Linked DNA regions of Homo sapiens: region 1 is linked to region 2. A link is an interaction called in ENCODE POLR2A ChIA-PET data of the cell type or tissue named here. Cell type or tissue: IMR-90. All regions are shown on one strand. Each heading gives the region's core, and the rest is flanking DNA. Links, peaks and the distances in the headings are about the cores only.

The links. Peaks named below come from ENCODE experiments on the same cell type or tissue, not always from the same donor. Only the 100,000 strongest peaks of a DNase experiment are listed, where the experiment ranks them.
Region 1: POLR2A ChIA-PET joins it to region 2 with 6 read pairs; 4 of 35 experiments call an interaction of 5 or more read pairs at or near these places.

Annotation. Positions count from the first base shown.
Region 1 is chr9:88,551,784-88,562,437 of GRCh38, reverse strand. It overlaps a transcript of NXNL2 not described here. Among named protein-coding and RNA genes, the nearest start is that of NXNL2, 22 kb to the right of the region's middle. In IMR-90, for the core only: a CTCF peak has its summit at 2,582; no DNase peak of the experiment used is centred there.
Region 2 is chr9:88,393,934-88,404,587 of GRCh38, reverse strand. All of the region lies in intron 1 of SPIN1 (spindlin 1), which reads right to left. Among named protein-coding and RNA genes, the nearest start is that of SPIN1, 11 kb to the right of the region's middle. RefSeq lists a silencer at 8,322-8,546 and enhancers at 8,190-8,690, 8,691-9,191. In IMR-90, for the core only: no CTCF peak of the experiment used is centred there; DNase peaks (open chromatin) are centred at 4,387, 4,967 and 7,237; H3K27ac peaks cover 3,275 bases.

The DNA.
Region 1 (10,654 bases), core at 1,107-9,106, 160 kb before region 2:
ATTTTTTATTTGAAAGTTAACAGAAATGAAGGGCCTGATGGATTTTCACGAAGTGAACACACCCATGTAACCAGCACCTAGATGGAGATGCAGAGCACCTCCAGCACTCCCAGCCGCCCCCAGCCGCACCCTTGGGTGCCCTTTGCATTTCTAACCACCCCTCCACCAAGAGTGAGCACTATCTGACTTTTAACAAACACAGATCAATTTTCTCTGCTTTTGTATTTTCTATCAATGGAAACATACAGTATGTACTCTGTGTGCCTGGCTCCTTTTCCTCCACATTAATTGTTGAGATTCATCTCTATTGTATGTAGTTGTAGGTTGTCCCTGTGTAGTATCATGTTGTGTAAATATACTACAAATGATTTACGCATTCTACTTCTGAGGGGTGATGGAGCTATTCCCAGTCAGCACCTGTTACAACTAGTGCTGCTATGCACATTCCTGGTCGTGTCTTTGGGTAACATAGGATCCGTTGGGATACACCTTGGAATTCCTAGATGTGCAATTTTTCGGCTTTAGGACAATCAGCCAAATTCAATTTCTCAAATGGCTGTATGAGTCTGCATCCCCACCAGCAGCACAGAGACTTCCAGTTATTCCACCTCTTCTCCTGAGCTTGGCTTTCCCACCTTTAGGATCAGAGTCCTTCTGGTGGGTGTGCACCAGTGTCATGTCATGGCTGGTGTGGTTGGTTTCTAATCCTCTGGGCAGAGGTTCTCGGCACATTGGGATTACTGTCCACACAAGGCTCCCCTCTTGTTATTGGTGCTTGCTTATTTATGCCCCTTTGTATCCCCACACCCCTACCTTTCCCCCTCCTCCAGCATTAGGAATTCACTCTAAGGCTTTTATTGTGTAGACTGGTTTGTGTGTGTCATTGTCCCATGTATTAGTCAGGGTTCTCCTAGAGGGACAGAACTAATTAGACAGATAGATGATAGGTAGATAGAAAGATAGATAGATAGATAGATAGTAGATGGTAGATAGATTGATCGATAGATTGATAGATAGATGATAGATAAAGAGGAGTTTATTAAGTATTAATTTACACAATCACAAGATTACACAATCACAAGATTCCACAATAGGCTGTCTGCAAGCTGAGAAGCAAGGAGAGCCAGTCCGGGTCCCTAAACTGAAGAACTTGGAGTCTGATGTTTGAGGGCAGGAAGAATCCAGCATGGGAGAAAGATGTAGGCTGGGAGGCTAGGCCCGTTCCATCTCTTCACGTTTTTCTGCCTGCTTTATATTCACTGGCAGCTGATTAGATGGTGTCCACCTGACTAAGGTGACTGCCTTCCCTAGCCCACTGACTCAAATGTTAATCTCCTTTGGCAACACCCTCACAGACACACCCAGGATCAATATTGCATCCTTCAATCCAATCAAGTCGACACTCAGTATTAACCATCACACCCCATGTGTGGGGTCTTCTTGTGTGTGTACATATATTTTTAATTGCATAAAGATAATGTTGCACACCTATCTCATGAATCATCTTGTGTTTTTCTTTCCTCCCCCAGCGCAGTGCTCTCAATATCCATCTCTGCTGCTGTGGGGTCAGATTCTGGGTCTCAGCCCAAGGCCACTCCTCTCTACACTGTGATGCTGGAAATGAGAACCTATAGTGACGTTCAACATTCCCAGGCTTGTTGTCTGCAGCTTCCTAAATTGTCTTTCTTTTTTTTAGAGACTGGGTCTTACTATGTTGCCCAGGCTAGACTTGGACTCAAACTCCTGAGCTCAAGCGATCTCCAACCTCAGCATCCACAATAGCAGGGATTTACAATGCACAGCACTGCACCTGGCCTGTGTCTTCTTTGCTCTTGAACCTGGCATAGCCAAGATACTTCTGCATGCTCTTCTCTCTGTTTGTCGCAGGTAGTGCAGTTTCCCTTTTCTAACTGATTCTGTTACGCTTCATAAACATCTAGTCCCCTGCACTCTAGATGCTGCATCCACCATGTGGATCTTTGCTTTGGTGGACACCCAGGCCCCTCCAATTCCAGAGATGCCCCGGCAATCCATTTTTCCGATGACAAGTGAGGTTTAGCATCTCCTTGTGGGGGTGTCAGCCTTTCCGTCTCTTTTCTGTGGCTTGCCAGTTTGTGTTTTTGTCTAGTACTGGGTAGGAGTTCCAACAAGCAGAAGGGCTGAGTGGGCAATGACAGGATCTCAGGGGAGAACCTCCCGCTGGCAGAAAGATGCATCCACATCCAGAGGTCCAGGAAGGGCTTTCTTGCAAAAGTGACCAGGCCTTTTTTCATCATCTTCACTGAGGCCAGAATTTACTGGGAATTGTTTGAACTGCTGCCTAAGGATGTGTATTAGGTTCCTGATGATAAAAGACAGGAATACTCTGCAATTATTCCCAGGGAAAACTACAGACCTCCTTCCATGAGCCCCACTAGATCCTGAGGCCACGCAGCAGGGCCAGGACAGGGCAGGCCATGAAGGTTAACCCGAAAAGGTTTTAGAAACCCTCCAGACACTCACATCCTGTGTTTACATATGTCCCACTTCAGCCAAACCTTTTACGTTCTCAGGACAGGCTGACTTCATAAAACCTGCCACTTGGTGGCTTTGCTCTGTATGAGAAGTGGAAATGGCCAGAAAGGGCACCGGCCGGTCCTGAAAGATGGACACACACACTCTTTCCACTGAGGCCATTTGTTTTGCAATTTCAGGGTAGAGGGACTTACTGGTCGTGATTGTTCTGAAGTGTGGGATTTAAACAAACTGGGCGAGTAGAATGAAGCTCTGACCACAGGCAGTGCATGGAGTGGGGATTCTGTGCTCAGAGTCTAGCTCAGGGACCTGCTGCAGTAGCTGGCCACCTAGGCCCTTGAATCCCCATTCAAGGGACAGGCCTACGGATGGCAGGGATGAGGTCGAGCAAGTGAACGTGCTTGGTAGCGAGGAAGCCCTTTGCAATTCGATTTGCTGTTGTTGCTGTTGGAGGGGCAAGTACCAGATGCTGGCTGGTCATGAAGGACAGATTCTTGTAGGGGGCAAAGCTCTGAGTCTCAGGGGACAAGCTCGTGTTGCAGCCTCCTCTCTGGGCTGTCATTAGAGCCCAGCATCATGGGTGCCTATAATAGCTTTCAGCCTCCAGAGAGCTGCTGCTATTCCTGGTGGCATTGATCATACTTGCCATGTAACCTGTAGTCCACGGGCCATGAGCAGGCCTCCTCCCGGGCCTGAGCACATGCCATCCCAACAGAGAAAAGGCACCAAGCTCCTTGTCCCCATCCCTCCAGAGGCCACCTGGAAGTGGAAGCAAACAAGAGAGCAGGCAGTCGTCCCTATGGGAAAGAGGTGGTCTGAGGGCTACCTGGACCCTCTGGCTCTTCTTTGTTGTCTGTGTCTCTTGGGAAACACAGAGGGTATCAGTTGCATGCAGAGACATCTATTTGCTCAGCATGGAGAGCTTAAGGGAGGTTGAGTGCTGGGTGCCATAAGGGGAAAGATGGGGACAGGGACCACATCAGTGCTGATGGACCTGCCACCTGGGATCAGAGGGGACTATCTCCACCTGCCATCTCTCCCCTTGAGACCTAAGCCCCTACAGGTAGAAGGAGGCTAAGAGACAGGAAAAACCAAGGTATTTCTCCTATTCTCACTACCACTCACCACTCACTTCTGACATTAGATGTGTGGGGGTTTTCCCTACACATCAACCAGTTCTCCAGTGGACACCAGCTGGGAGTCTTATAATTCGATTCCATTTTGACACAACCTGCCTATAGTTAGCAGGCAGGTTGGGATATGTAGGGTCATATCCCACAGGTTAAGGGATCAGTCCCACAAGACGGCCTCTTCTACTTCAGACACCAACCAAGCCCCAGGTTGTTTAACCTGTGCTTTTGACCCAGTGGCTATACATAGGGGTTCCCATGACCCTCTCCTTAAGTTTGTTTAATTTGCTACAGGAGCTCACAGAAATCAAGGAAACACTTCACTTACATCTATCCATTTATTATAAAATATATGAAAAAGGATACAGATTATGTAAGGATGTCTGAGGATGAAGAGATGCTTAGGGAGATGCATATGAGAGAAGGGGTATGGAGCTTCCATGCCCTCTCCGGGAACACCACCCTCCAGGAATCTCTACGTGTTCAGCTAGCCAGAAACTCCCCAAACTCTGCTCTTTTGGGGTTTCATGGAAGCTTTATTATGTAGGCATGACTGATGACATCATTGGCCATTGGTGGTCAACTCAATCTTCAGCCCCTCTTCCCTCCCAGGAGGTCCCATCGGAGCTGAAAGTTCCAACCCTCTGACCACATGGTTGGTTCCCCTGGGAACCAGCCCCATCCTGAGGCTATTCAGGGGCCCCCAACCAGCAGTCATTTCATTGACATACAAAAGACTCATCACTCTGGAGATTCCAAGTGTTTTATGAGCCATGTGCCAGGAAACAGATGAAGCCCAAATATATATTTCACAGTATCACAGAGGCACAATCCTATTCCCACTGAACACGTTCTCAGTGATGTCTGCTGAATGAAGCAAGGGCAGAAAAATTGTTGCAGGGGAAATTTCCTGGAAAGAGAGAGCAAAGGCCCCTCATTCCAACTGTATGCTCAAACAGGAGAGTGAAATAATCCCTCCTGGAAATTATGCTCTATCTAACCTGCAGATTCTTGAGTGACTGCAGGGATTCTGATGAGTGGCTGCTGGTTGGCTGGTTTTCTGGGCTTTGCCATTCTCCTCCTCTGGGTAGTGTGAGGTGGAAAGCACAATTGTAAACCAAGGTTGCCAGTCAGCGCTCATTTTTGGACAAAGGTCAGTTGTTCAGAAATTAGACTATTCCTGCCTCCTGTCTTAGCTGTTGGTGGCTCCACTCCACCTGAACACAGGGTATAGGGAAGTCATTTCAAGCCCAGTGATTCTGCAAATTGGAATGACTCTGACAGCAAAAGTTGTTTGTGCATATGTTTGTGCATTTGCTTAATTCACGTTTACCTTAAGAACGTGCTCACCCTGTGATCTCTGCAGAAATCCTGACTCTGGTGCAGGAGCCTCCACTAGGAAAATTTGGAAAATTTGATGCCCAGCATGAAAGGAAAGCCACCCAAGCCTGTGATTTCTCAGGTCTCTTTTAAAGCCAATGTCCCAACAGTATTGTCAACCTAAAATAATCAAAAGGTTCAGAATCTAGTTCAAAGAGAATTTATCCCAACAGTACAAAGTTGAGGACAGCCCACTTGGGAAGAATGTATTCCAAAGAATGGAAATCTGTGCTTCAAAGTGTAGTAGAAGTTTGGGATTGCTTGTATGAACAAAGCTTAGGGAAGCTTAACAGAATTTCAACATCTTTCTTTTTTTTTTTTTTTTTTTTTTTTGAGATGGAGTCTCACTCTGTCACCTAGGATGGAATGCAGTGGCATGATCTTGGCTCACTGCAACCTCCGCCTCCCGGGTTCAAGCGATTCTCCTGTCTCAGCCTCCTGAGTAGCTGGGACTACAGGGGTCTGCAACCACAACCAGCTAATTTTTTTTTGCATTTTTTAGTAGAGACGGGGTTTCACCGTGTTAGCCAGGATGGTCTCGACCTCCTGAGCTCATGATCCGCCTGCCTTGGCCTTCCAAAGTGCTGGGATTACAGGTGTGAGCCGCTTGCACCTGGCCTAACATCTTTCTATGGAAGGCTGAATGCATAATTACAACAATCTGATGAGCCAAAGTGTTGATAGCAGTAGAAGGCAGACAAATTCCTAGGCAGACAGGGGCAGGTCCCCAATGAAACCTGATCTTCAAGCCATAGACAGCCTGAAGCCTGAAAACCAGGCAGCCAGCTCCAGGTAGAGTCCATGACCTGAGTGAGAACTTCCTTGATGCTTTTATAGCCAGTCAAATGGTGCTTTTTCCAGGACTGCTTATGGACCAATCAGCACACACTCCCCCATTCTGAGCCCATGAAACCCCTGGACTCAGCTACATGTTGGGACTACCCACCTTCAGATATGGGTTACCCACTTCGGGTCCCCTCTCATGTCAAAAACTGTTCTGTCACTCAATAAAACTCTTCTCTGCCTTGCTGACTCTCCGCTTGTCCATGTAACCTCATTCTTCTTGGACAAGAACCCAAGACCCACCAAACAGTGGGTGAGAAAGGAGCTGTAACACTGTAGCCCTCCTGCCCTCTGCCATTGCCAGGTGGCCTCCCCATGTGACAGGAAGCAGCAGTGGGCAAACGAGCTGAAACATATTCCTGGCTGGCCCACCAAGTTGCAGGCGGTGATGCACTCCCATTCACCAGACTATGAGAGAAGAGCTGTGACCCTCTGGGGGCCGAGACCTCGGGACTCCCTGAGCCAGAGTTGTGACCCACTGTAACACCCGCTTGGGGCTCCAGGGTTGCTGTGTCTCCGAGTTTCTGGGAGCCACTGTGTTGCCCTCATCCAGATGCCAGCACCCAAGGTGGAAGCCATTCAAGGCACACCTGGTCCAGCTGCAGCCTTTCATGGAGCCCATGCCTGTGCTGGCACCTAGAGCTGCCCACCCAACCACAACAGCCGGCATGACTGGCTGTGCACTGTGGCCGGACCCTCTGCTCACTGGCTCACACACCTTTTGCCGCTCTGCACCTGGCTTGCCCACAGAAGGTGAAGGATCTGGGACAGTAGCAAGAACTGAGCGCAGCCCGCCAGGCTAAGTGGGAGGAGTGAGCCCAGTGCCAAGCCCAGAACCAAGCAAAGCCCGAGCAAAGGCACCACCGGACAGAGGTTTCCAGCTGGCAAAGCGGCACCGAAAGAATCGCCAGGGCTTTTTTCCTTTCAGGAAAAGTATATTTACATTCCACACTGAAGATATAACTGTCATTGAGATAGGAGTTTGCAAGGACTTGTTTCACAAGACACAGGTCACAAAGACCCTGCTGATGTGGCAGAGAAGCCAGTCCAAACCAGCTAGAACACAGACAGCTACAAAGGCAACCTCTGGTTGTCCTCATGGCTTATTATATGCTAATTATATAGTGCATCAGCATGCTAAAAGACACTCCCACTGGCGCCATGACAGTTAACAGATGCCATGGTAACTTCCAGAAGTTACCCTATATGGTCCAAAAAGAGGAGGAACCCCGGGTTTTGAGGATTCACCACCAGTTTCCAGAAAACTCATCAATAATCCACACTTTGTTTAGCATATGATCAAGCAACAACCATAAAAATAGCCAACCAGCAGCCCTGAGGGTTGCCTATGAAGTAATCGCCCTTTTATTCATTTACTTTCTTAATAAACTTGCTCTCACTCTCTCTGTCAGCTCACTCTTGAATTCTTTCCTGTGCAAAGCCAAAAAACCCATGTGGCCTCCTGGGCTAAGCCCCCGTTTCAGGGTTTACCCTGCAACATCATCAAGTCTTGTGTACCATCTGGTCTGAGTTAGGTACAGGACAATAAATGAGGCAGTCAATCTATAACCAAGATCAGTGATTGGAAGGTGGGTAGATCTGGTATCTGGTCTCTCCTAGTCAATTCTAGGACAAGAACAGTGAGTAAGAGAGTTAAGCTATAATAAGAAGCAGAATTGCAAACAACATGCTACGTGACTCAGTCTCCAGGCTTAAGTTCCCCCATGGTATAAAAATTTATAGGGCCCTGAAATTTTATTTTCTTTTACAATGTCCAGAGAGAGGTCGGAAAAAGAGGAGCCTCATTCAGGTGAGATATGTAAACGAGACGGTAACCTGCCAAAAACACTTGTTGCAATTAATATTTGTTGCTGCAATGTTGTTATATCCAGGGCTCTGCAATATAGAGAAATATTCCTAAATGATTTCCTTCAGTGCAGACATATAATTCTTGGTTCAACTCCAGCAGATGGTTATTATCAACATAAAGAAATAAATCATTCCCTGCCAAAGGCACCAGATTTCCTCTCCAGGAAGTGGTCATTGAGGTCTTCTTTAAAGGGCCTGTCTGGGTGCGGTGGCTCATGTCTGTAATCCCAGCACTTTGGGAGGCCAAGGTGGGCAGATCACTTGAGGTCAGGAGTTTGAGACCAGCCTGGCCAACATGGTGAAACCCCATCTCTACTAAAAAGACAAAAATTAGCTGCTGTGGTGGTGCACGCCTATAATCCCAGCTACTCAGGAGGCTGAGGTAGGAGAATCACTTGAACGTGGGAGGTGGAGGTTGCAGTGAGCCAAGATCTCACCACTTCACTCCCGCCTGGGTGACAAAGGGAGACTCCATCTCAAAAACATAATAATAAAAATAAATAAAGGGCCATGGTGTCAGAATGGGGCAGTGGTCCTTACAGGTTCCTCCAGCCCCACTCTATCTTCTCCCTCTGAGCTTTATCCCTGCCTGAGGCCCTGACTCCACCACCTCATCATATACCATTATAACGATGAGTTTCATGTCAGCCCAGGCCTGGAGAGAGAAGAACCAAACGCCTGTTGAATGAATGAATGGATGAATTAATTAATTGATATCTAAAACCTTGTACTAATACAATACATTTACCTGAAGATGATTATTTGTAACAAAATCATGACAACACATACATAAGGAAAGAGGAATAAAGATCATTACTTTTCTGTTTCAGAAAGTGAAAATAGAAAAGCAAAAAGAACATAGGAATGAAAAGTGATGTCTCTTATGCCTTATCACTGCAAATGTTTACCCAAAAAAACCATAAGGCTTTAATCTTGAGGATTTATTCCAGGTAAATATATCTGGAATAATATCAGATCTTTTACATGAAGTATAAAGGAGATATGATTTCTTATGTCCCTAGCCAGCCCTCTCTCTGTCACTCCACAGCTAGATAAGAAAAATGTTCTTCTTACCCTGTTGGACTCTCCACCTCCCTGACCCGCTAGAAAGAGCCTCTGGGTTAGACCCAGCTGCTGATGTAGCACCAGGAGAAAAAAATAAAGCGATGCAGATTCAACCAGACATGCTGCAACACGCTATGTAGCAAGGAGTTCAGAGACAAGGAGAAGGAGGGTGGGGAGCAGAGCCACATGGGCTGGGCCTCAAAAGGAGTGATGGAAGACTCTGGAGGGCTATTTGGGGAGGAGAAGCATGGGTTTTTTGTTGTTGTTGTTGTTGTTGTTTGGGCTTTTTTGAGACAGAATTTCACTCTTGTCACCCAGGCTGGAGTGCAATGGCACAATCTCAGCTCACTGCAACCTCCGCTTCCCGGGTTCAATCAATTCTCCTGCCTCAGCCTCCTGAGTAGCTGGGATTACAGGCGCACATCACCAAGCCGGGCTAGCAAAGGAGGTTTTAGATGAGTAGCCTTGGGTTGTGAAGTGGATCTCCTCAATTATTTTTCAAATGATGCAAGTAACAATTGGAGTTTGCTTTTTGCAATTATTACGGCATTCACTGAAGGCAAGACTGGGTCCCATGGGACATTAGATTATAGATGGGTTTTTCATGTGGAGTGGAAGGATATCATCCAGGATTTCAGATCTAAGATTCCTAGCTAGCTGCCCCTAGTTTAAAATCATCCTTTTAGGTCTTAGTCGTGGGCAATTTTTCCACCACTTCCTACCTCTGGTGTAAAGTGGTCAGATTCAACTGGGCACAATTGTTCTCATTCTCATACTCCAATGGCAAAGTCAGACAGATATTGTGGAAATAACTTTGAACTTGTCATTACAACTGTAGAGGTATTATAAAGGTTAAGAATGCATGTTTCACCGGGCGCGGTGGCTCATGCCTGTAATCCCAGCACTTTGGGAGGCTGAGGTGGGCGGATCACGAGGTCAGGAGATTGAGACCATCCTGGCTAACACGGTGAAATCCCGTCTCTACTAAAAATACAAAAATTAGCTGGGCGTGGTGGTGGGCACCTGTAGTCCCAGCTACTCGGGAGGCTGAGGCAGGAGAATGGCGTGAACTCAGGAGGCAGAGTTTGCAGTGAGTGGAGATCGCCATTGCACTCCAGCCTGGGTGACAGAGCGAGACTCCATCTCAAAAAAAAAAAAAAAAACATGCATGTTTAAAGCAGAAAACTAGATTCACATGGCATTTTGTCAGTTCACTAAATTAAGTAAAATTTTAAAAGGAGTCTTCCTTGTAAAATTACAAACATAAAATTAACTTTTCTCAACAATCAGGCAAATAGGCAGTTTAAACACATGCATGCAATTTCACTCCCTAATAGAGCCATTGAAATGACAGCAAAGGGATTTGTTTTTTTAATGATGGGGAAAACAAAAGAGTAAACAAAACAAAAACATGTTTGGAAGCTGTAAAAGCGGAAGGGGAGTGGAGGCTGACTCCACAGACACACAAGCGTGATCTGGGCCAGAGCTGGAAAATGTGAGAACCAACTGGTTTATCCCAAGTAATCCTCAAATGACTGGGAGCCAGTGGCTCCAGAAGCCCCCTTGAAGTAGTAATACAGGCACCTATAAGGAAGAGTGTGATGTGTTTACAAAGTGGTTTGATCTCCAGGCTCCCTCCCACCTCCACATGCTGAGTGATTGAACTTACCACCCCTGAGGTGACAAATGGGCTCTCTTGGTTGAGAAATACGTGGCTGAAAGTAAGAGTGCCAAAATGAAATCAGGGTAATTTCATGAAAAGGTATGATCCTACCCAGCTCCCAGAACACTGAGCCTTTCATCCCTCCTCCTGATAGGAGATAAGAGGATGCTTTCTGGTAAATGTGACAAGC
Region 2 (10,654 bases), core at 1,101-9,100:
TAATAAATTTTTAAAATAGAAAAGGCTTACAAAATAACAGGAAGAAAGTATTTCTATACATCTGTACAATGTGTTTGTGTTTTAAGCTAAGTACTATAAGAGTCAAGAAATTTAAAAATTATGAACTTCATAAAGTAAAAAAGCTACACGGTTTCTAATACAGATGCAAGAAAAAAGTGTCTTCGCTGTCTGACTGTAGCAGCCAAGACTGGATTGAAGAATTGGGGGTTAGGGGAGAGTAAGCTAAGGTTAAGTTATTATTGAAGAAAAATTTTTCTATAAATTTAGTGTAGCCTAACTGTACAGTGTTTATACACAGTCTACAATAGTGCACAATAATGTCCTAGGCCTTCACATTCACTCACCACTCACTCACCCAGAGCAACTTCCAATCCTGCAAGCTCCATTCATGGTAAGTGCCCTAATACAGGTGGACCATTTCTGTATCTTTTATACCAGGTTTTCACTGTACTTTCTCTGTGTTTACATACATAATTACTTACCATTGTGTTCCAACTGTCTACAGTATTCAGTTCAGTCACATACTATACAGGTTTGCAGCCTAGGAGCAAATAGGCTTACCATTTAGCCTAAGTGTGTCAAAGGCTACACCATCTAAGTTTTGTGCAAGTATGCTCTATAATGCTCACCTAACAACGCAGTTCTCAGAACATATTCTCATCATTAAGCAACACATGCTGGAAAAATAAGTAAGACTGAAATTAAAGGGTAAAAAAGGATATACCCTACACATACTAACCAAAGGAAAACACTGCAGCAACATTAATATCAAGCTAAATAAACTTTACCTCTAATAATACTGGCCCCTTAAAAAGAACACTTAATAGTGGTTTTCTTTTTTTTCCCCCGCTTTGAAGACAGGATCTTACTCTGTCACCCAGGCTAAGTGCAGCGGTATGATCAGGGTTCCTGAGTGCAGCCTTCACCTCTCAGGCTCAGGTGATCCACCCACATTACCCTCCCGAGTAGCTGGGACTACAGGTGTGTGCCACCACACACAGCTAATTTTTTTAAATTTTCTGTAGAGATGGGGTCTTGCTATGTTGCCCAGGCTGGTCTCAAACTCTAGACTCAAGTGATCCTCCCACCTCAAGCCTCCCAAACTGCTGGGATTACAGTGATTTTAAAAGACCTGGTTGATACATAGCTCTAAATACCAATGCATCTAAGAACACACCCTCATAAGATAATGTATAAAGCAAAAGGTATCGGAACTAAGGAAAAACTGACAAATGCAAAATCAAAGTATTAATACATCTCTTTCAATAACCAACAGAACAAGCTGAAAAGTTTCTGCACAGCAAAGGAAACAAATGACAGAGTGAAGAGACAACCTGTTGAATGGGAAATGATATGTGCAAACCATTCATGACAAAGGACTAAAATCCAGAATATGCAACAAGCTCAAATAACCAACAATTAAAAAATAATAATAATAATCCCACTAAAAAGTGGGCAAAGGACATCAAAAAACATACAAATGGCCAAATGATATATGAAAAAATGCTCACATCAGTAATCATCAGGTAAATACAAATCAAAACTACAATGAGATAGCACCTTACCACAGTTAGGATAACTATTATTAAAAACACAAACAACAGAAGATGGCAAGGATGCGGAGAAAAGGGAACTCTTATACACTGGGATGGAAATTAGTAAAGCCATTATGAAAAACAGTACGGAGATTTCTCAAAACACTAAAAATAGAACTACTACATACTTCAGCAATCCCACTACTGGCTATTTATCCAAAGGAAAAGAATTCAGTATTATCAAAGGGATACATACACTCACCTGTTTACCACAGCACTATTTACAAAAGCAAAGATATAGAATCAACCTAAGTATCCATCAATGAGCAGAGAGATAAAGAAAACGTGGCATGTATACACAATGGAATGCTATTCAGCCAGAAAGAAGAATAAAATGTTTGCAGCAACATGGGTGAAGCTGGAGGTCATTATGTTAAGTGAAATAAGCCATGCCAGGCATAGAAGGACAAATAACACATGTTCTAACAAATACATGGGAGCTATAAAAAAAAAAAAAAAAAGTTGACCTCATGGAAATAGAAAATACAATAACAGGTATCAGAGGCTGGGAAGGGTGAGGAAGAGAGGTTGGTTAATGGGTACAAACATACAGTTAGAAAGTTCTAATGTTCTCTAGCAGAGTAGGGTCACCATAGTTAGCAAATATATACTGTATATCTCAAAGTAGCTAAAAGAGAAGGCTTGAAATGTTACCAGCACACAGCAATGACAAATACTCAACGAGGCGCAGTAGTTCACACCTGCAATCCCAGCACTTTGGGAGGCTGAGGCAGGCGGATCACCTGAGGTCAGGGGACCCAGACCAGAATGGCCAACATGGTGAAACCCTGTCTCTACTAAAATTACAAAAATTAGCCCAGCATGGTGGCACACACCTGTAATCCCAGCTTACTCAGGAGGCTGAGGCGGGAGAATTGCTTGAACCCAGGAGGCAAGAGGTTCCAGCAAGCCAAGATCGCACCGCCGCACTCCAGCCTGAGCAACAGAGCGAGACTCCATCTCAAAAACAAAAAGATAAAATACTCAAGGTGATGGATGCTCCAGGTACCCTGACTTGATCATTATACATTCTATGCATGCAACAAGTATTCATATGCATCCCATAAAGATGTAAAATATTATGTATTAATAAAAGGAAAAGATTGTTAGGAATTTAGCAAAGTATTTTTAGGCAAAGGCTTAAAACAGACACATAACATCTCAACATAAGCAAGAACATACAGTTCCACAACTTGCTTCTCTTATTAAATGTTACATTTTTTGTGTAATATAGTTGGCCCTTGGCCTCTTATCCCTTCAGCTCCACATCTGTGGATTCAACTAACCTCAGATTTTCAACATTTGGGAAATGATGGTTTCATCTGTACCAAACACATAAAGTTTTTTCCTTGTAGTTATTCCCTCAACAATACAGTATAACTATTTGTATAGCATTTACACTGTATTACATACTAGGAGTAATTTAGAGATTAAAGTATACAGAAAGATATGCATAGATTATATGCAAATACTACACCATTTTATATAAGAAACTTGAGCATCCATGGATTTTGGTATCCATGGGGTGGGGTGCAGGCGGGGAGGCAGGCGGAGTGTGGGTCCTGGAACCAATTCCCTGATATGGAGGGATGGCTGTATGAATTTTTTTTCCTATCAACCTCTTATTATTAACAGTGGCACAATATTCCAGTGTATGGGTATAATGGTCATTTACTCTACCTTAACTCCATTATTGGACAGTTGTTTCTAATTTTTCTCGATCACAAACACTGATATAATGAAAAACCTTAAACATAACGTATTTGTATACTGTCCAAATTCATCTATACAATAAAATCCTAGCAGTGAAACTGCTGGATCAACAGAGCACATGCATTTTAAATTCTGTTTTAGTGCAGCCATCCTCCAAAAAGGTCCTAGCAAAGTACAGTTCCACCAACAATGCAAGTTATTTAAGGGCTATGCATTTAGGTGAACCTTTCCTTATGAACTAATATTTTATTAGAATCTCACTCTGTTGCCCAGGCTGGAGCGCAGTTGCACGATCATGGCTCACCGCAGCCTCGACTTCCCCAGCTCAACTGATCCTCCCACCTCAGCCTCCCGAGTAACTAAAACTACAGGCACAAGCCACCACACCCGGCTAATTTTTTTTTTTTTTTTTTTGAGGCGGAGTCTCGCTCTGTCACCCCAGCTAGAGTGCAGTGGCATGATCTTGGCTCACTGCAACCTCTGCCTCCTGGGCTCAAGCGATTCTCCTGCCTCAGCCTGCCGAGTAGCTGGGATTAAGGCATGGGCCATGATATCCGCTTAATTTTTGTATTTTTAGTAGAGATGAGGTATCGCCATGTTGGCCAGGCTGGTCTCAAACTCCTTACCTCAGGTGATCCTCCTGCCTTGGCCTCCCAAAGTGCTGGGATTACAGGTATTAGCCATCACGCCAGGCCAAATATAGACTCTCATAGAAGGTGAGTGAATGGTCAGTGGAGTTCCTTGTTAGGCCAGAAAAAATCTAACCGAGGCATCAGGCCTTGTGGATGGGCCTCAGTCAATTAACCCAACTGTTAAGAGTCCTTTCTATCTCCTTGAACTATAACACTGAACCCAGAATCTCTGCTTAGTGAGCCCACATCAATAAATTCTGCCTGATTCAACTTTATGTTCCTTCCACTGTTATACTATACCCCTAAGATCCATTGCCACAAATCAAATACTCCTCCAGGCTCCTGACTATACAGTGGCAAAACTATACAATCTTTTAGAGTGCAGCATACCTTTCTCATGGGTCACCTCACTCTCTGGGGCCTGCTGCAACTACAGTCCAGCCACAGATCTACAAGAAAGAAGGATTACAGGGCAGATTCTGAGGAAGACAGTACCGTGCTGGGCAACTACCCAAAGGGAGGCCAATTACAGGTTTTTCAGGCAAACGGAGATTAAGTTCCTCTGGGAAGGGTTGGAAAGGCTGCTTCTCCGGGAAAGGCAGCAGAGCAGCATTTAAGGATTTAAGGACTCCAGCTTAAACAGAATCTGACCATATGCCTCCAATCCAATTTTCAGGATTCCATTCCTACCAATCAATGATCTCACCCACAAATTAGGAATTACATTTGCATTTTTAGAGCAGTCACAGAAACCTTCGGGTCCCTTACGTGTAGCCTGAGCTAAAAATTTAAAAGCCTGAGCTGATCATTCTGCTTTGTATGGTTTGAACTTGGCTGAGCTGAACTACATTCCCCAGAATTTCCTTTCCTTTATGTTTCCAACTTGCATGGCTCACAAGAGATTTTTGTGCAGCAACTGAAGGGTGCAGAAGATAAAGCAACCACCCTGCAGCTTGCACACACTGTTGCTGCTCATCTTCTGACTCACCCCATTCGTGTGAGGCAGTGGTTGGCCTAGAATTGCAGCTGCATCCACTCCACCTTCCTCTGGGCTCTCCTTAAGCTTCTCTGCCTCCTGGGCTACATTTGCCAAGGATCCAACTCTTACAGGCCACCCACACAAGCAGGAACAAAGGCAACTAGAACTAGCATGGTTTCCATGTACCTTGCCTGTGGCTTCCTGTGTCCTCTTCTTCCCCACTTTACATCCATCTTCCTTTCTCAAATGACTGCCCTGTGGACTTCAAACTCCAGCATCAATCACAAAGACAACAGCCTGACAGAAACCGCTTAACGGCTGGGCACGGTGGCTCACGCCTGTAATCCCAGCACTTTGGGAGGCCGAGGCGGGTGGATCACGAGGTCAGGAGTTCAAGACCAGCCTGGCCAACATGGTGAAACCCCGTCTCCACTAAAAATACAAAAAAACTAGCCAGGCATGGTGGCGCACGCCTGTAGTCCCAGCTACTCGGGAGGCTGAGGCAGGAGAATCGCTTGAACCCAGGAGGCGGAGGTTGCAGTGAGCCAAGATTGTGCCACTGCACTCCAGCCTGGGCAATAGAGCAAGACTCCATCTCAAAAAAAAAAAAAACTGCTTAAGCCAGCTCCTCCTACACTGTGTGAACTCAAATCACTGTAACAAATGCCTTAATACATACACACACATATCCCATATACGTTTTCCTTTATCCATCCTAGGGGTTTCATTTTTCTAAACCTTATGTGATCCTGAAAAAAATATTACAATTAAAAGTCAACAAGGCCGGGCACGGTGGCTCACGCCTGTAATCCCAGGGAGGCCAAGGCAGGCGGATGACCTGAGGTGGGGAGTTCAAGACCAGCCTGACCAACATGGAGAAACCCGTTTCTACTGAAAATACAAAATTAGCTGGGTGTGGTGGTGCATGCCTGTAATCCCAGCTACTCAGGAGGCTGAGGCAGGAGAATTGCTTGATCCCACGAGGCGGAGGTTGCGATGAGCCAACATCGCGCCATTGCACTCCAGCCTGGGCAACAAGAGCGAAACTCTGTCTCAAAATAAATAAATAAAAGTCAACAAATTGTTACTTAATAATCACTGTATGACAAACACCTGTGCAGACAAGACATTTAACCAACCAGACACCCTCAATTTTCTTATTATTTAATTCTCGCTACTGCACAGGGTAGCTTGAGCCCTCACAATTCAGACACTGAGCTAGATACCAGAAAAGTAATTACAGGCAAAAACAGGAATGGTTCTGCTTTCATGAAACTCAGCCTTTGTGGGAAAACTAAAATTAATTAAATCACATAAACTAATATAACATTGTAATTCTGATAAGCACCAAGAGGACTTGACTGCAGAAAAGTCAAAAAAATTCAAGAACTTCAGACAGCCAGGCACGGTGACTCATGCCTGTAGTGCAGTGGCACAGGTGGGAGGCTGAGGCAGCACTTTGGGAGGCTGAGGCAGGTACACTGCTTGAGTTCAGGAGCTCGAGACCAGCCTGGGCAACAAGGCAAAATCCCGTCTCTACTAAAAATACAAAAATAAACTAGCCAGGCATGGTGGCACATGCCTGTAGTCTCAGCTACGCGGGAGGCTGAGATGGGAAGATCACCTGAGTCCGGGAAGGTCGAGGCTGCAATGAGCCAAAACTGTGCCACTGCACTACAGCCTAGGCAACTGGAGTGAGACCTCGTCTCAAAAAAACAACTTCAGGCTGGGCACGGTGGCTCACACCTGTAATCTCAGCACTTTGGGAGGCAGAGGAGGGCAGATCACTTGAGGTCAGGAGATGGCGACCAGTCTGGCCAACAAGGTGAAACCCTGTCTCTACTAAAAATACAAAAAAATTAGCCAGGCATGGTGGCACGCACCTGTACTCCCAGCTACTTGGGAGACTGAGGAGTGAGAATTGCTAGAACCTGGGAAGTGGAGACTGCAGTGAGCTGAGACCGCACCACTGCACTCCAGCCTGGGAGACAGAGCAAGACTGGGGAAAAAAAAAAAAACACTTCAGACAACTGATGCTTGTTGGAGTCGGTGATGAATATCAGTACAGTCCAATCTCTTTATCTTATGAAAATGTGCAAGCACGCACACAGAAAATTTCATTAAAAGTGATGCTTGAGCCAAACTCTAAAGACCAGGAATAACTGTTAACAAAGAAAGGCATTCCAGGCAGAGGAAAAGAACAAGTGCCAAGATTCCTGGTGGAGAATATGGTGAGCACAGGAGAATGAAGGAGGCCCCACACAACTGGAGCAAAGGAAAGCAAGGGGAAAAACAGTACAAGATGAGGCTGAGGCCCAAAAGTAATTAGTCATGCACCACCTAATGACATTTCTGTCAACACAACAGACCACATATACTACAGTGGATCCATATTATGAGGCTGTTTTAAGCTACGTGTTATTTAAAAAGACAGAAAGTTTAAAAAAAAGTTAAAAAGCTTATTAAGTTAAAAAAATTACAGTAAGCTAAGGTAAATTACTGAAGAAACTTTTTATAAATTTAGTGTAGCCTAACTGTAGTGTTTACATACAGTCTACGGTAGTGTACAGTAATGTTCTAGGCCTTCACATTCACTCACCACTCACTCACAGACTCAACCCAGAGCAACTTCCAGTCCTGACAGCTCCATTCATGGTTCAGTGCCCTACACAGGCATGCCATTTCTCTTTTATACCACATTTCTACTGTACTTTCTCTGTCCTTAGATATGTTTAGATAAATAAATACCTACACAGCACTGTGTTCCAATAGTCTACAGTATTCAGTTCAGTCATATGCTGTACAGGTTTGTAGCCTAGGAGCATTAAGCCATATTACATAGCCTAGGTGCCTAGTAGGTTGTCCCATATAGGTTTGTGTAAGTATACTCTATGAGGTACACAACGAGGTTCTCTGAATGTATCCCATTGTTAAGGGATGTAAAGCTATATGTACACCAACTATATGTGTACCCTTGAGGCTACATTATAAACTTTTGTCCTTAAGGCACTGGAAAGCCATTTAGAGTTTTTCTGTTTTGTTTTCTGAGACGGAGTCTCACTCTGTTGCCCAGTCTGGAGTGCAGGGGTGTGATCTCAGCTCACTGCAGCCTCCGCCTCCCAGGTTCAAGCAATTCTCCTGCCTCAGCCTCCTGAGTAGCTGGGATTACAGGCATGCGCCACCACACCTGGCTAATTTTTGTATTTTTAGTAGAGACGGGGTTTCACCATGTTGGCCAGGCTGGCCTCAAACTCCCAGCTTCAGGTAATCCGCCCACCTCAGCCTCCCAAAGTGCTGGGAGTACAGTACAGGTGTGAGCCACCGCACCCACCTGGCCACCATTTAGAGTTTTAAGTAAAAAGCTGACATGGTCAGATCTGCCTTTTAAAAATGTAATTTTTTTTTTTTTGAGATGGAGTCTCACTCTGTCACCCAGGCTGAAGTGCAATGGCGCGATCTCAGCTCACTGCAACCTCCACCTCCCAAGTTCAAGTGACTCTCATGAGGAGTAGCTGGGATTACAGGCGCAGGCCACCATGCCTGGCCAATTTTTGTATTCTTAGTAGAGACGGGTTTTTTTGTTGTTGTTGCTGTTGTTTTTGAGACGGAGTCTCCCTCTGTCACCCAGGCTGGAGTGCAGTGGCGCAATCTCAGCTCACTGCAGTCTCTGCCTCCCAGGTTCAAGTGATTCTCTTGCCTCAGCCTCCCGAGTAGCTGGGATTACAGGCACGCGCCACCACGCCAGGCTAATTTTTGTATTTTTAGCAGAGATGGGGTTTCACCACGTTGGTCAGGCTGTTCTTGAACTCCTGACCTCATGATCGGCCCACCTCAGCCTCCCAAAGTGCTGGGATTACAGGTGTGAGCCATCACACTGAGCCTGAAAATGTAATTTTTTTAGGCTGTATTGATGCCTGACGCCTGTAATCCCAAGTTTTTTGGGAAGCCCAGGTAAAAGAACTGCTTGGGGTCAGGAGTTCAAGATCATCCTGGGCAACACTGTGAGACCTCATCTCTACAAAAAATTAAAAAGTTTTAAAAAGAAAATGTAACATTTTGACACTAACAAAACTACAAATGTGTTTACCTTTCACCCCACATCTATCTTAAAGCTGTATCTGCACAAATAAAAAACAATATACCCACAAGGTTATTCATTGCCGCAATATTTATAACAGCCAAGAGAATATAAACAACCCAAATGTTCATCATTAGGAGATGAGTTGCAAGCACGCACTTCAATGAAGCGCTCTCCAGAATAAATTAAGTAAAAGGGAGCAGTGTGCATAGAACGGCAGAGCAGTGTGCATAGAACGCTGCCTATTGTGTAGGAAAGGGAAACAAAAATATACACATATGCTTACATTTGCAAAAATGAAATATCAGAAAAACAAAGCAAAAACAACTGGGGCAAGAGAGAAATTCGTGGAGGAACAGAATTAAAGTGAAGCTGTGAACATAACTTTTTAACACAGATCAGATTTTTTAACTACATAAATGTTCACATAAATGTTCTACATGTTAAAAAATACATTAAATAGGCCAGGCGCGGTGGCTCACGCCTGTAATCCCAGCACTTTGGCAGGCCGAGGCGGACAGATCACGAGGTCAGGAGATCGAGACCATCTTGGCTAACATAGTGAAACCCCGTCTCTACTAAAAATACAAAAATTAGCCGGGCGTGGTGGCGGGCACCTGTAGTCCCAGCTACTCAGGAGGCTGAGGCAGGAGAATGGCGTGAACCCGGGAGGCGGAGCTTGCAGTGAGCCGAGATCGCACCACTGGACTCCAGCCTGGGCGACAGAGCGAGACTCTGTCTCAAAAAAAAAAAAAAAAAAATACATTAAATAAAAAACTAAAGCAATTCTTAAAGGAAGAATTTCAGGCAAACAACCCAAATTAATTATCAAACATATAACATAATCAGAGAAAATCTTTTCAAATGGCCTTCCAAATTAGAATGTCAACTGTACATGCTTATGTGGATATATTTTAAGGAAAAAACCATAACCAAACATAAAGCTACAGTTGCTTATTAGTGTTATTTTCAAACTACATTTATACTGTAAGATAATGCAATTATATTAATGTTGCTAAGAATGTAAATTTTCAACGTTAGAGAAAAAAGGATAAGCTCATAGTAAAAACTCTGTGATGTTAAATTCGAACTGGAAATACCAATATAAAAATCAAAATCTGTATGCTTCCCATGGCTGTCCAATAAAAGCATGGGCATTCTAACAGTAAGAACATATAACACCCAGATTTCTGTATCTAAATTCTAATCCTCAATAAAGCAAGCTGAAAGACTCGGTTGATAGGTATTTGGCAGGAAAAGCACAAAGTGAACCTTAGACATCTTGTGTCAGAAAGCAAGAAAAGCTTCAGAGATTACGTGTCATGTCAAAGGAAAGAGAACCAGGTTGAAAGGACCTCAACATGTCCAAGTTGTGAAAAGCTAAGGAAAAACAGTGAGTATTTGATTAAAACACTGGATAAAGCCACACATGGTGGCTCACACCTGTAATCCCAGCACTTTGGGAGGCTGAGGTGAGAGGATCACTTGAGCTTGGGAGTTTGAGACCAGCTGGACCAACAAGGTAAAACCCCATCTCTACTAAAAATACAAAAAATTTGCCAGGCATGGTGGTGCACGCCTGTAATCCCAGCTGCTTGGGAGGCTGAGCCAGGAGAATAGCTTGAACCCGGGAGGC